Regions from separate parts of the Mus musculus genome. Here region 1 is linked to region 2. The links are chromatin loops, found by intact Hi-C in ENCODE. Cell type or tissue: heart. All regions are shown on one strand.

Evidence for each region. A loop is a pair of places that touch in the nucleus more often than their neighbours do. Peaks named below come from ENCODE experiments on the same cell type or tissue, not always from the same donor. Only the 100,000 strongest peaks of a DNase experiment are listed, where the experiment ranks them.
Region 1: it touches region 2 in a loop (5-fold over the local background); 2 of 42 quality-filtered maps call a loop at or near these places.

The regions. Positions count from the first base shown.
Region 1 is chr6:88,071,850-88,079,849 of GRCm38, reverse strand. No RefSeq gene overlaps it. Among named protein-coding and RNA genes, the nearest start is that of Rpn1, 8.6 kb to the left of the region's middle. In heart, a CTCF peak has its summit at 4,632; a DNase peak (open chromatin) is centred at 4,579; H3K4me3 peaks cover 1,233 bases; H3K27ac peaks cover 1,219 bases; H3K27me3 peaks cover 1,491 bases.
Region 2 is chr6:87,882,956-87,890,955 of GRCm38, reverse strand. Copg1 (coatomer protein complex, subunit gamma 1) reads right to left here and starts at 3,016. Exons shown (of 24, transcript NM_017477.2): 1 at 2,884-3,016; 2 at 1,833-1,885; 3 at 1,219-1,299; 4 at 929-1,000; 5 at 687-766. The coding sequence starts at 2,920. In heart, no CTCF peak of the experiment used is centred here; a DNase peak (open chromatin) is centred at 3,115; H3K4me3 peaks cover 1,747 bases; H3K27ac peaks cover 1,359 bases.

The DNA.
Region 1 (8,000 bases), 190 kb before region 2:
GCTGATGAAAGCGTCTAAAAAAGGGAGATGAAGGAATTCGGGGATCCAAAGCCTGCACATATGTAGAACAGGGCAGAAGCACAGGAAATATACAAAGGACTGTAAGATCTGACCTTTGGCCAACCTTTTGGTTCTGTGCACATTGGAAGAGAAGGATGAGATACAGCTGTAAACTGAAGAATTTACTCGTGCCTTGTTCAGCAAGGGCTTGGTGATGATTGAGTTTGTCATCATCAGCTCTTACACAGCAAGAGACCAGATCAGCCACTCTCAGTGTAAGGTCTCCACACGAGCTGTGAACATCTGGGAGCAGGAAGCAGCCACCCACACTTCTGTACACTCTGTCAATACTTGCACACAAAACGGAGAAAGGCTTTGCCGGTTTGCAACCGTCTGAAGCATTGGTCTTTGTTACCAGTGTACATCAGGTCGTCCTTCACTCCTTACACATCCATTCAAGGTTTCCTCCACTCAGCGCACAACTGATCATTAAAGGTAAATAAGTTTTCACATGTGCACAGAACAAAGTTGAGAAATTTAATGATTCTCCATGTTTAAAGAAGTCTCTCTCCAGTAGCCATTGGCCATTCAGCTAGCTGTTCAAACTGTTCACAAATAAAAAATAAAATGGGGGGCTAGGTGTGGTGGTGTACATGTTTAATTTTTAGCATTTTGTGGGCAGAGGCAGGTGGATCTTTCTGGGTTCAATGCTGGGCTGGTCTACAGAGTGAATTGGAAGACAGACAGGGCTATGCAGATACCCTGTCTCAAAAAGAAGAAGCAGGAGGAGGTGGTGATGAAAGAGGAGGAGGAAGAAGAGGAGGAAGAGGAGGAGAGGGAGGATAAAAAGAAAAAACTTTTAACCTTGCAGAGAAATTAGGCAGATAGAAATATAGACAGTGGAGCCTGGACAGATGGTTCAGCAGGTAAAAGCAGTGGCTGCACTTGCAGAAGTCCCAGCACCCTCATGATGACTCACAAACATTAGTAATTCCAGTTCCAGTGGATCTGACATCCTCTTCTGACCTCTGTATCAGGAATGCAGGTAATACATAGACATACGTACAGGCAAAACATCTATACACATGCTGTATATATATTTATATAGTTTTAAGTGTAATTTATTCAAGTGTGGTGGCAAATGTCTGTAATCAAAAGCACTTAAGGAGATATAGGCAGTACAGGCAAGAACAGGTGCTGAAATCCAGCCTGAGTGCACAACATCCTGTCTTGCAAACAAAAAAGGTATTGTTTCAATATGTTGTACTAGGTCAAGTGAATAACCATATGGTTGTTTTTCTTCTTCTTTTCTTTCTTTCTTTCTTTCTTTCTTTCTTTCTTTCTTTCTTTCTTTCTTTCCTTTTCTTTTCCTTTCTTTTCTTTTCCTCCTTCTCCTCCTCCTTTCTCCTCCTCCTCCTCCTTTCTCCTCCTCCTCCTTCTTTCTCCTTCTCCTTCTCCTTTTCCTCCTCCTCCTCTTCCTTTTCCTCCTTCTCTTCCTCTTCCTCGTATTTGTTTGTTTGTTTGTTTGTTGAGACAAAGTTTCTCTGTGTAGTCCTACACTGGCTGTCCTAGAACTCACTCTGTAAACCAGGCTGATCTCAAACTCAAAGAGATCTACCTACCTCTGCCTCTTGAGTGCTGAGATTAAAGGCATGTGGCAACACTGCTTGGCTCTTTTATAATTCTTATTTTTCTTTTTAAATTTTTTTCTTTTTTCTTTTTTTTTGGGGGGGGACATTTATATATCTGTTGGTTTGAACTTTATTATACAACTTTAGAGATAATGCCTTTGCCTCTCCACAAACTTTTAAATTGTTATTAGGCTGGAGAGATGACTCAGTGGTAAGAGCACTGGCTGCTCTTTCAGAGGGCCAGGGGTTCAATTCCCAGCATCCACATGTCAGCTCACAACTGTCTGTAACTCCAGTTTCAGGGGATCTGACAGCAGGGACCCTCACACCAATGCACATAAAATAAATAATTAAATTGTTATCACCCAAAGATTCCTGGCAACCCTTATTATGATCTCAATGTTTATTTTTGGTTGAGTTTTCTCTCACTGTCGGTCGGTCTCTCTCTGTCTCTGTCTGTCTCTCTATCTCTCTCTCTCTGTCTCTCTCTCTCTCTGTGTATACATTTGTTTGCATGAATGCAGGCGAGCACGTGTGTATGTGTCAGAGCACAATACCAGGCATTGGTCCTCACCGTCCTCCTGGTCTGAGTCAGGGTCTTTGTTGGTTTCTGCTACATATGCCAGACTAGCTGGGCCTCAGGTTTCTAGGGGTTCTACCGTCTTTACCTCCACTTCCCTGTAGGCTCACTGTGATACAAAGTCTTGTCCAGCTTTTATGTGGGCTCTGGAAATTCAAACTCAGGTCCTCATGTTTATGGGGCAAGTGTTTTTACCCCTGACTCATCCTTCCAGCACTCCATGAATCTTTTTGTTTGTGTGGTCTAGACAGCATCTCACTGTTTAGCCCTGACTGACCTAGAACCATGCACCACACCTGGCCATATAAACTGACAATGTTTGTTTGTTTTTAAATAAGAGGGAGAGCGCAGGCAAAGGGATCTGGAAGATTCCAGAGCAGAGAGGCAGAGAGAGAAAGTAGGAAACTAAAGATGGTCAGAAGACTGACCTGGTCATGAGAATAGTAAGAGCAGAGAGCATGTAAGGAGAAACAAAAATGGGAGACAGAGAAATAGGTAAAATGGGGCAAAGAACAAAGCATAGCCGAAATAGCAGGGTTATAAGGAGAGAGTGGCTTGAAAGGAGGAAAACCTGAGTGTAGGAAAACTCTAGGGTGGGGAGGAGGTGAGAAGGGCAAGGGTGCTAGCATGGCCTCTGAAATGTCTGACAGGTACTGTATGGTGACGACGAGGGAGGCTGGTGACCAGCCTGCGCTCTGCTACGCTAATAGAAACCACAGGTAACTCTTTTTCTTTTCTGCCTTTCAGAATTTAGGGAAATAGAGTTTCCTTTGGACCTGGCAGACTTGTGCTTTTTGTTTGTTTGTTTTGTTTTTGTCACAACAGGTGGCACTATGTAGCTCTAGCCATTAGCATTATATCTAAGCTCCATTCCACAGTTACCTGGCAACAGCCAGGTATGCTCCTCTCCATAGTTACCCGGCAACAGCTAGGTAGGGACCCAATATAAAAGGGGCTTCTGGCCCCCTCCTATTTCTTTTGCTCTTCCCTTCTTGCTCCCTGTTGCCCCCTTCTCTCTCTCTGTCTCTCTCTGTCTCTGTCTCTGTCTCTCTCTCTCCCTTTCTCTGCCTCTACTACCCTCTTAACTCCCTTCCCCATGCGCTGAATAAACTCTTTTCTATACAATACCATCATGTGGCTGGTCCCTCCAGGGGAAGGGATGCCTTGGCATGGGCCCCCTTCCCCCATACCTGACTACACCCCCATAGAACATATCTCCCCTCTCTTTATCTTTTTATAAACACATCTATCTTTTTATAAACACATCTACTATCTGTGGAACTCACTATGTAGGCCAGACTGGCCTCAAACTCACAGACGTCTGCCTGCATCTGTCCCCTGAGAGATAGGATTAAAGGGGTGCACCACTACACCCAGTATTGTGTGGATTTTAAAAGATAATATAATCAGAAACATTCTAAGTTTTCTTCCCTTAAACTCACAAGCACCCCCACAGGATCTTCTTTTATACTTATGGAGATAATTAGTTTGGACTTTTTCATCAACCTTTTTTTTTTTTTTTTCTGTTAGATTTCTTCACTAAGCATCTTCAGTGTCCTGGTAACTTCCTAATTTCTTGGTGCACATGGTGTTCTTATATTTGTACACCTTTCTTGGCAACTCAAATACATTGTCCAAAATGTTTCCTCTAGGACTCCACTCTTTTCCAGTCTCAAAACACCTAACATCAACTCAGACTCTTGCTTCTGATCCTTCAGGATTTCTACATTTTTCTCCTTCTTCCTCTACTACATTAAGCTAGGAGATCTTATATCTTATTTTGGTCCCCTAGACGGAAATAAAAACATTTTGAATCATAACTGACATAGTGCCTCCCTCTTTGTAATCCCAGCACATAAGAGGCTTAAACAGAAGGATAACTATGAATTGAAGGCCACACTGGGCTCCAGTGAATTCCATAGTCCATAAGCAATCTGTAGAGATTCTATTTCAAAAACAAAAACCAATAACAAACACTTCTGACCTTTGCGGGCCCCTAAACACACTGCATGGTGCACACATATACATGGAGATAAAACAGTCCTAAACATAAAATAAATACGTTTTATTTTTTTAAAAAAATCTGGCACTGTAACTAAAAGATCATTAACTCTCACAATGATGAATGCAAAGGCCTCCAATTCTGTCTCGACCAGGAGTTAGCTAAGCCCGTGAGGAGGAAGTGATTCGGTTTCTTCCCCGGAAAACTTTAGCATGTTCTCAGCTCCTGGCCTCCATCTCTAACTCGTCTGGCCTCGCCCCTCCAGGCTCCGCCCCTCCAGGCTGTGCGCTGAGTAAACTCAGCCTGGTTAGAACTCCAGGCTCTCTCCTGCTTGTTGATGTCAATGGTCCTGGCCGACCCGGAAGCAGAATTCCCAAGTCAAAGACCTCGCATCGGATAAAGCAGCGCTGCCGCTAGGGGGTGTGGAAGCCGCGGTGACGTCCTGCGACTTCTCTTAAGCTAGCCTGCGCCTCCGGAAATGAAGGCTTGTAGCACTCGCTCTCGCCGCTTCCTTCCTGTTGTTCGTGTGTGGACAGGCATCCTTGCTTAGAAGCAATCGCTGAGATTTCACCTACAGGATCACCACTGCGGAGTTCCTGTAGTTGCGGGAGGCAACCCAGAGGAGAAGCCGGCGAAGCAGCGGGTGCCCATGGCTAAAGGAATGAAGCCTGGTCTCCTAGCCATTGTGGTTGGGTGCCAGGAGCACGAAGGCGAAGGTGCCACTCCATATGGTGTAATGACAGTGTTTCCTTGCCAGTGTTCTTGAGGGTTTTCCAAGACACAAAACTTGACTGCAGACAGTCTCCCTTTTCCAGTTTTCAGCAACAATTCTTTTTGGTTTTTCAAGACAGGGTTTCTCTGTGTAGCCCTGGCTGTCCTGGAACTCATTCTGTAAGACCAGGCTGGCCTCGAACTCAGAAATCCGCCTGCCTCTTCCTCCCGAGTGCTGGGATTAAAGGCGTGCGCCACCACGCTCGGCTCAGCAACAATTTTCTTTCTTTTTTTTTTTTTAGCACTATTTTGCACATGGATTTCTTATTTATTTATTTATTTATTTACTTATTTATTATATGTAAGTACACTGTAGCTGTCTTCAGACACTCCAGAGGAGGGCATCAGATCCCATTACGGTTGTGAGCCACCATGTGGTTGCTGGGATTTGAACTCAGGACCTCTGGAAGAGCAGTCAGTGCTCTTAACCACTGAGCCATCTCTCCAGCCCCTCAGCAACAATTCTTAACCCGGCAGAGTGAAACCTTTTCCGCGGGAATCTCTAATCCCTAACAGTGCAGAACAGTGATTTGTGGAGCTGAGGCAGTTTAGAAAGCCAGGGAAAATTAGGGCGCCATGGGAGAGAAAGGGGCCCTAGAAGAGAATACTGTGAATTAAGAATTCTCTGCGAACATTGCCTTCACAGACTATTTTTTTTTATTTTTTTTTAAAGATTTATTTATTTATTATATGTAAGTACACTGTAGCTGTCTTCTGACACACCAGAAGAGGGAGTCAGATCTCGTTAGGGATGGTTGTGAGCCACCATGTGGTTGCTGGGATTTGAACTCAGGACCTTTGGAAGAGCAGTCAGGTGCTCTTACCTGCTGAACCATCTCACCAGCCCCGACTATTTTTATTAAATAGGAATATGTCAAAGAATGTAACAATAGCTGAGTTTGTGGCGCTCAGTGAGTTTGAAACTAGCCTGAGCTTTGGAGGGTGGTCTTGCCTCCATCCAAAAGGAAGAACGCAAGGTCTTAGACTGTTTGGCCTTAAAGCATGATTCTTTGACATTTTGTTTTAACTTTTTGAGAGGTTACATGTAGCATAGGTTGGTCCCAATTTTATATAGCTAATGATGCTCTTGACTTTCTGATCTCCTACCTCTTCCTCCGAGAGCTGGGAATCAGGTGCCCTGCCACACCTAACTTTATTTGGTTTTACTTTTTGAGGCAGGGTCTCACACTAGCCCAGGCTGGCTCTGGCTAGCTGGTGGCTTGTCTCATGCCTTAGCCACCCCAGCGCTAGGATTATAGGTATGGTCACCACACCTGGATACACCTTTGAGTTTCACTTTTAAGGACCCTAAGCTGTGACTTGTAACTTTCCGAAGATCTTAAAAGATTACTAGCCTTATATACCAGTCAAAACGAGGTTTCACGTCACTGTAACCACTATAGTAAAGATGGATGTGGCATGTCAACCTGTGCTTTTGTCCTGTCAGCCTATGATCCTGTCCAACCTACCTCAGAAAACAAACTGTGCTCACACTTTAAAAAAAAAAAAAAAAAAAAAGACGAGGGAACAAAGTTCTTCAGAACACTTTGGATAGCGTACCTTCAAAAGTTGCCCCAATCATACATACGACAATATTAAAACACTTACATGTAGCCGTGAGTTGAGAAACCCATACCTACACTTGGATATTTAATGTGTACTGTACTCCTAAGCATCTTTCTCTTTAAATATCTAAGTTTAAATGTATGCTTAAAAAAACCTTTTTTTTTTTTAAGGACATGATCTCACTATGTATCTTCAGTTGGCCTGGAACTCGCCATGTACACCAGGTTGGCCTCAAGCTCACATAGATCACCTGCCTCCGCCTACTGCCACTATGCCCAATCGAAAACATTCTCGTTATAAACGTGTCGCAAATCCTCCTGGACTTCTCTCTGCAGCAGGTCAAGAATCCCAGCTTTGGGGGAGGCTAGCAATGTGGATTCCTGTAATGGACAAAGTCCTGTCAGACCTCCAGTGGACTTCCTCCACTCCATAAACCAGGAGTGAGAGTGTACACTTGTGAGCCCAGCACTCAGGAGGGTCAGGAGTTCAAGGTCATTATCAGCAGAATAGCAAATTCAAGCCAACCTGGGCTACAAGAGACTCTAACTCAAAGACAAAATTTTATCTTTGGGTCTGGAGATGTAGTTCAGATGGTGGTGTGCTTGCCTAACATCTACAAAACCCTGAGTTTTATCCCCAGTAACACATAAGCCAGACAGAGTGGAATAAACTTGTAATCCCAGCACTTGAGACTGGAGGCAAGTAGCAAGTTTGAGATCAACCTGGAGCACATGAGACAATTTACAAAAACTAAAAAAAAAAAAAAAAAAAAATCCTGGCCAGGCATTTGGGGCTCACAACTCTCAGCCCAGTACTCTGGAGCCAGAAGCAGATTATCTCTGTAAGGCCTGTCTGGTCAACATGGCAAGTTCCAGGCCAACCTAGATTATACAGTGAGACCCTGACTCCAAAAACAAAGAGAAAAGCAAAACAAACAAACAAAAATCCTTGCTCACATGAATCTCTGTAGAGAATTTAAGTCTTGTTTTTAATACAGTTGAGGTGTAACTCCCCACTTTTCTCTGCTGTTGACAGAACCAACTCCAAAGTGTATGAGATCTAAGCACAGAAAAATGTATAGAGAGAGGCCACTGCTTTTAGACAAAAACCATCCACTCAGGTGAAGATATATGAGTTTGTGGAGCATTGACTAGCTCACCAGGAATAACCAGCTGGTAACTGACCAACAAAAGGATCAAATTTTTTGAGGTTCATAGATTATGATTCCTAAGCATCTATTTGTCTGTCACACACACACACACACACACACACACACACACACTCCTAAATGCACACACCCATGAATGAAGGCGAGTGGACTGCTTGTGGGAGTTGGTTCTCCCACATGGAGATCTAACTCAAATCTTCAGACACAATGGCCAGTGCCTTTATCCACTGAGCCATGTCAATAAACTACAATTTAGGGGACACAAGTTATGAGCTAGTGTAT
Region 2 (8,000 bases):
CAAACTCTCTGTAGCTGGACTGACAGACGGGTTTATGCCTCCTGATGTGGATGCTAAGAAATCAGCCAGAGATCTTAACCCCTGAGCTATCTTTCCAGCCCCAGGAAATATCAATGCCCCTGACTCTGGCTGTATGGTCCCTCTCCTCAGATAGCAATGTCAAGAAGAAATAGAAGAACTGGGTAAGAGGCAGGGATGTTGTGTGGTTTTGTTTTATTTCATTTTTTGGAGACATCTTGCTATGTAGCCCAGGCAGGTTCAAACTGGCAGCCATCCTCCTGTTTCTCCCAAATGCTGGGAGAACAAGTGTGCAGCACCAGGTCCAGCTGTGACTCTCAGTTCTCCAGGACACGGAGTATATATTCGTGACGTCTGTCCCTAAATTACTCAGCCTAGCGCAGAAACCAGTACTGGCTAATAGACTTGCTCATTAACTTCCTGCACCCTGTTTTTCTTTTCCTTAGCACTATCTAAAGACTTATGAAAGCTCCATGCTGGTTGTATTGTCTAAGGAGGAAGAAGAAAGGCAAGGCCTAGGAAGTGAGAAATAAGCAGACCATTCTAGAGGCTGGCATAGGGTGGGCTAAGAGGAAAGGGCACAGAACAGATGTCAAAAGGCTCTTGGCTGTACATGTTGTCTCTGTCAATGGATCCCACCAGAGGAGCCACCCCTGCCCAAGACATGCCTGCTTGTCACAATGATGACATCCTCAGCGATGCAGGACATCTCCTTGATGGTCAAATAGCACATGCGGCGGAGTGTGGGCTGAAAAAGGCATGGAGAAGACCTGATCAGCTTGGTGGGAGAGGATTAGAGTCAGGAGAAGCCTGATTCTGTGGACGGCAGTCTATACTGACAGGCAGACCTCCTGCCACCCTGCCATGGGTGCAACATCTGCAGAAACGCACAGATCATCAGTGTACTTACATCATTGGACTGGAAGAGCTTGGTCATGGCAAAGAAAGCCTCAGTTGCTTCCGTGGTCCCCAGGTGCTCCCCCTGTGGGAATCAGAAAAGCCACAGGTTTGGACAGGAGGTCAGTAGGCTAGACCTTTGGAGCCTGCAGGCACTTGAGCACAGGCAACAAATGAGAGCCGGAAACTTAAGAGGACCCAGGCCTAGACTGTTGGTTCCAATCACAGAGCTGTCAAAAGCGTAAGGGTACATCTCCATTTACACAACCTCCCCTGTATTCCCTGCCAAGTTCATCTTGTTACCTGGTTTATGAGATAAAGGATCTTGGTGAGGATGTGAGCACATTTCCGGGGATTGATGGGAGTTTCGTTAAAGACCCGAGCCTGTGAAGAAGCAACCATTACCTCTAGCCTAGTACACTTTTCTACCACAGCTGCCCCTCAGTTCATGAAGGGCCTAGAGAACCATAGGGTACGTATTAACTCAGTCCACATAAATGTATTCTCAAGTGGGAAGAGTTTATTTATTTATTTAAGATTTTATTTAAGTATACGAGTACACTGTCGCTGTCTTAGACACACCAGAAGAGGACATCAGATCCTATTACAGATGGTTGTGAGCCACCATGTGGTTGCTGGGAATTGAACTCAGGACCTCTGGAAGAATAAGCAGCCAGTGCTCTTAACCGCTGAGCCATCTGTCCAGCTCCCAAGAGTTTATTTTTCTTAATTTATCTACTAACCATACCAGAAGTCTTCCCTTGGGCTGCCCTAATACTAGCCACACTAGCAAATACAATGAATAAAGTCCCATCTTCCTGGACCCAGGCTTTATAAACCAGCACTCCATGTATGTTAGTATCTGACAGCAGGGCTGGCAGGTATTCCTGACCAGACACAGGCATGGTGGCACTTGCCTCTTGGAGTACGGCACTCTTCTCCAGGTGCTGGAGGGGGTTGGAGCCTCCACCTGCAGTGCACAGAGAAGACTGATTACGGTTGTGATCTTGAATGAACTGCTTTTCTCCTTTTTCCTGTGCTGACACAGACTCTCATGTATCGCATGCTAGCCTTTAACTCAAAATGTAGCAGAGGTCGGCTCTTGTGCATCTGATCTTCCCGCCTCGGCCTCCTGGTTTACATGGTACTGTGGATCATACACAGGGCTTCACCCAAGCTAAGCAAGCACTCTATCAACTGAGTTACAGCCCCGAACTGTGACCCTAAACCTGCCAAACACGAGGAAGAGAGAAGGAAGTCTCTATCATCTACCAGAGGCCGTCAAGGCTCTCTCACAGTCACCTAAGCATTCTTTCTGAGCATTTTAGGGTTCAATAATTGGCACTGATCTATGCAACCAGAACTTAAATGAATCTATGTGTCGGAGACAACCAACACTAACTAACCTGTGACTGAGTTTCCCTGACAGCAGATATTACATTAAAAAATTATGCATGCGATTATCTGGTTACTGTCTGGGCTCTCCATCCTAACATTCCTATTGCAGGCATCTAGTATCGAACTTGCTTTAGCTACTGTAATATTATGATCAGTGAGGTGCCTGATGTTCAGTAATTGTAGTTTATTGAATGAATGAAACGGTCAGGGTTATTAACTGTAGGACTGGTTACACCCAGATAGGCAAAGAATTATCGCAGCAAATACCAAGAGGTCGGGTGAAATGCAAGGTAACATCCAGCCTGGGAACCTCCTCTGACAAGATGGGGAAACTGAGGCCCAGAGAGGAGTGTTACCCGCACAAGGTCACGCAGAAATCCTGGCCAGAGCTGGAGAGGGCAAACAGCACGTTTCCTCCGAGAACAGATATAGATGGACCTGCGCACAAGCCCCTGCCCCTCTTGGGCCTCGGATCTGGCTCTGACAGAGGCCCGGAAGAAGGAAGCCAAGGAAGGTCCCATGAACCCCTACGAGGATCTGACCTCCCCAGGTCTTTCAAGGGGCCCTCACCAGACTCCTCGTCCTTCTTGTCGAATTTCTTCAACATGGTGTCAGCGGTAGCTCCACGCAGCAGGAAGATGCTCAGAGTAGCGGTGAGAACAGCTTCTCCCTGCGGCTTCCGTACTCCCGCCCGCCACGTCGCCCTGAGCACTGCACTATGGACTGCGCCTGCGCACTCTGTTGTCTGCGCCTGCGCACAACTGCGCCCACCTTTTTCATTGCCTGTCCGGAGATTGCCAAAACCTAGGTGGAAGAGGGCGGAAGGGGAGGGGTGAGACCCAGGAAAGTGGGCGTGGCTAGACACTGGAGGCGGAGCCTAGACCTGCGGTTGCGGGTGCTCCGCTTCTGCGCCCCCTTGTGGTCCTGTGGCTGCTGTGTTTGCAGTTACCCCTGGCTGAATTTAAAGGGCATTCTGATGGGAGGGTTGCATGCAGCACGCTGACCCCATACATGTTCCCTGCTACTCTTTATTGTCATTTTCCGGAAGTAAGTCTCACTAATAGGTTATTTTTCCGCCACCGGTAAAATGAGCCAATTCAAGTCAGGTTAGAATATTTTAAGGGCAAATTTATTGGGAAGCTGCTCTCAAACAAGTTCACTGGCCCCAAGGATTGAGGCCAGAGGAGTCACCATGACAGAGATGGTGGTGAGAGGGAAAAGGGCATCTGTTGCTAGCCAAGGAACCGATTCCATCCGAGTCTAGCTTTGTAAGGCAATGAATAGAGTTATGTACATTTGTGCTTTAACATTGAGATATAACTGGACATAGCGAGTAATTTCAACACTCATGAGGCAGAGAAAGGAGGATGAGAAGTTCAAGGCCATCCCCCTGCACCAGACCTACATGACTTCCACCTCAAAAAATAGAGCCAATGAGATGGCTCAGCCGCTAAGTTAAGGTGCTTGCTGCCAAGTCTGAGGGCCAGGTTCAGTTGTGAAAATTATTAAATGAGTCTTTTCTACCAAATACTATAAAACTTGTGGTTTGACAAGGAATTCAAATATTGTTGCTGACAAATTGGCCCACAGAGAAGATGAGTATTAGGCAAGGGGAGAGGGTGAGGCAAGCCAAGCCAGATAGTTAGGGGAATTTAGCAGCTCTGACTTGATAGCAATCAGGCCATTTCTGTAACTCTGACTTACTTATTAGAGATCAGGCCATTTCTGTTGCTCTGACTGACTAGCAACCAAGAGCGTCTTTATTTACACAAGTTTCACAGAACAAAGACAAGCTAATGATTATCCAGTAGTACAAAATATGTCTGACTTATCATTACATAACCAGGGTTAAAAGCTCAGTTACAAATAGAAAATATAAACAACAGATTTTATTCTTATTATCTGCCCTATAACACCAATTTAAAGAATCTAAAGACTGTCTCCTCCAAAACAAACACACTTACTATGTGGCAGGCTGCTTGTAGGCTGGCAGTGTTTGCAGTTTTAAAGCACTCCAGACAAACAGGAAATATCTGAATTGGTCTTTTTATGAGCTGCAAAGATGACTATCTAACTTCATTATATGTTTTATCATGTAAAACATGATTAAACATGATAAACATAGTAGAAAATGTTTATTTTAGTCAATATAAATTGTTTACTGAGTTTATTCCTCCAGGGGTATGCCCTGTATGACTCCCTGTCTTTAAACTCCATTTTCAGAGAGCTTTAAGCCTATAATAAAAAAGAGACATTGAATCTGTAATCTATTTTGGACAGAGTTCATCAATTGTCTGTTTGCCCTCCATCAGTTATCCTTCGTGAGTTTGCTCAGGGGCCGATACCCCAAGCCGATTCCTGGAGTAATGGCCTCATGGAGCTATGTGCTTATCTGTGGTTAATGATCTCCAGGGCATAAGGAAGACTTCCAAATAAAGTTAATTTTAGGATTTTTCTTAAAGACTCAGACATAATTCATAATTTTCCCCAGGAAAAGACATAAACTGAATCATAACACATACAGTCCCCAAGAATGCAACATGCAGGGAACAAAACCAAAAGTTAGAGTTAGAAGAGCATCGATTGCAGCAGTTGGCTCGCTCGGCTTTGCTGGAACTGTGTGAGGTAGCCAGTGAGCATGGCTGTACCACCTAGCAATGCTTCATAGTACTTTTTTCTCTTTTTTCCAAGACAGGGTTTCTCTGTGTAGCCCTGGCTATCCTAGAACTCACTCTGTAGACCTCAAACTCAGAAATCCACCTGCCTCTGCCTCTGCCTCTGCCTCTGCCTCTGCCTCTGCCTCTGCCTCTGCCTCTGCCTCTGCCTCTGCCTCTGCCTCTGCCTCTGCCTCTGCCTCTGCCTCTGCCTCTGCCTCTGCCTCTGCCTCTGCCTCTGCCTCTGCCTCCCAAGTGCTGGGACTAAAGGTGTGCGCCACCACTTCCTGGCTCGTATTACTTAATATTATAGACTATACAGATGAAACCAGAGAGTTGGCTGCTGATTCCATTCTTATAAAAACAGCCATTTGGTGCATTAGTCAGGGTTTTAGGTTTTTAAAATGTATTTTTGCCCTGAAGTGAGTGTTAATTTGATGGGAACTCTGCTTTTAAAAAATCACTACTTAAAGCCGAGCATGGTGGTAGATGCCTTTAATTCCAGCACTTGGAAGGCAGAGGCAGGCAGATCTCTGTGAGTTCAAGGCCAGCCTGGTCTACACAGTGAGTTCTAGATCAACCAGGGCTACACAGAGAAACCCTGTCTCAAACAAAAACAAAAGTTCTAATAAAGTTTACTCTTGATAAAGAAATTTTTTAAGATTTATTTATTTGTTTGTTTGTTTATTATATATGAGTATATTGTTGCTCTCTTCAGACACACCAGAAGAGGGCATCAGATCCCAGATGGTTGTGAGCCATCATGTGGTTACTGGGAATTGAACTCAGAACCCCTGGAAGAGCAGCCGGTACTCTTAACTGCTGAGCCATGTCTACAGCTCAAAAAAGAAGTTTTAAGGAAGGAAATAGAAGACTATCTGTCTTCTTTCCTTGAGAGCATTTGGTGTCATCTTGAAGAATCATTGCTTAAGCCAAGATCATTTTCATCTCTGTTCTCTTCAGAGAGTCAGACTTTTGATTCTTATATCTAGTACTTTCATCCATTTTGATTAGTTTTTTTTTTAACATCTTTTGTGGCTAAGTAGGCCATAATACTAATTTTTTCAAAGATTTATTTTATTTTTTAATGTATGTGAGTACACTTTTGCTCTCTTGAGACACACCAGAAGAGGGCACCGGATCCCATTACAGATGGTTGTGAGCCACCATGTGGTTGCTGGGAATTGAACTCAGGACCTCTGAGAAAGCAGTCAGGGAGAAGTGGGAGAGAGTATTGCATGCATGTATGAAATTGTCAAAGAACAATTACAAAAACGAGGGGCTGTAGAGATGGCTCAGGGATCAAGAGCAAGCATTTGCTGCTCTTCCAGAAGACCAGCACCACTTGACTCACAACCAATGGTAACTCTACCTCCAGGGGATGTAATCCCCTCTTCTGTCTTCCAGGGCACCCACACACATTTTTGCACACACATGTACACAAACAAACACAAAAATAAAAGTTAAAATCTGAAAATGTAATGGTATTATTCTAATATTTTTGTCACCATAGTACCCAAATTAAAAAGGAAACGTACAGTGTATTGTAGGGTTTTCAGGTCTTCCTCTGACATCACCAATTCTTTCTGTTTTGTTTTTCAGAAGTCAGAACATGAGATAGGAAGCTAGGCCCTACCAGTCCACCAAAATGACTTGGAAAGAGCATGAATGTCTGCTCAGTGTAATGAGGAGATGCAGGACCATCCTTGCTTCAGGAACAGTCTCTGGCCTCATAAGACAAATGCTTGTTTAGCATGCAAGAAGAGTCCCTGAGTTTGATGCCCATTATTACATAAACTGTGTATGAAGACACATACTTGTAACTCCAGTACTCAGGAGGTAAAGGCAGGACTACAAGGTCAAGGGCATCATTGGCCATGTAGTGAGTATGAAGCTAGCCTAGGATACATGAAACTCTTTCTAAAACAAAACAAAACAAAACAAAACAAAACAAAACAAAACACACACACACACACACACACAATCTCAGTGGAGACTGATTTGTTTTTCCAAAGTGAAAAATAATTTATCTGTTTGTTGGACAACCATGATACTTCCCTGAACCAGTGAGATGCACCTGCTTACACTGGGGAAGCCCAGCCCGCTTTCTTCAGTATCCTGAGTTCATAACAACCTCATCCAAAACCCCTGTCAACAGAAACTCCCAGAATCATGTTTGCCCAAAGACCTGGCACTTGAGGCTCAGGTGAGTTGACATCTAAGGTAAGGGATCCCAAGCTATCTCTCTCTCCACCTTCAGAATGTTTGCTGTATCTAGTACCTGGCACAAAGTACATGCTCCAAAAATAGTAGTTAAATGGCAGACCCAGATCCCAGCACCGGTTTGAACAACTCCAGGTTTATGTATGTATTTATTTTTACAAGACATCCCCTTGGGTTGGATGGATAGCTTAGTAGAGTTTGCCTGGCACATGCAAGGCCCTGGGTTTGATCCCAACACTGCAAGAAAGCAAATGAGTAAGACCTGCTTTCTGGCTGGGGATGGAACTCTGGACAAAGGGAAGGGAGGAAGAAAGGGAAAGAGAGAGGGAGAAGGAAGTGGAAAGGGGGAGAATGGAGGGAAGGAGAGAGAGAGGAAGAAGGGGGGAGGGAGGAGAGAAAGGAAAAGGAAGGGGAACAGAAAATCCCCTGCTGTCGGCCCCTTAAGGTTTCATGGGGGGAAATGCATAGACATCAAATTAATGTCTCTGTAGTGGTGTGTTTCCTTTCATATGATACAATCAAAAAAGGCCTGAACTGGGTGTTTTGTAGGTTCCCAGATCTTAAGCAGTGAAATCACACACACACACACACACACACACACACACACACACACACACACACACACCTTCATCTTCTTCTGTATTCTGGTTAGCAGAGCAGGCTCCTGGAAGCTGCTTCCCTGTTACTATGGCACCCACAGAGGAGAAGCAGCATCTGCAAGATCCTCCCTCCGCCTTGCAGGAGGGGTGGTGTAGGAAGGCCTGCCAGTGATTCAGCAGGAGCTGGTGACACTGAAGTAGAAAGGGTTGG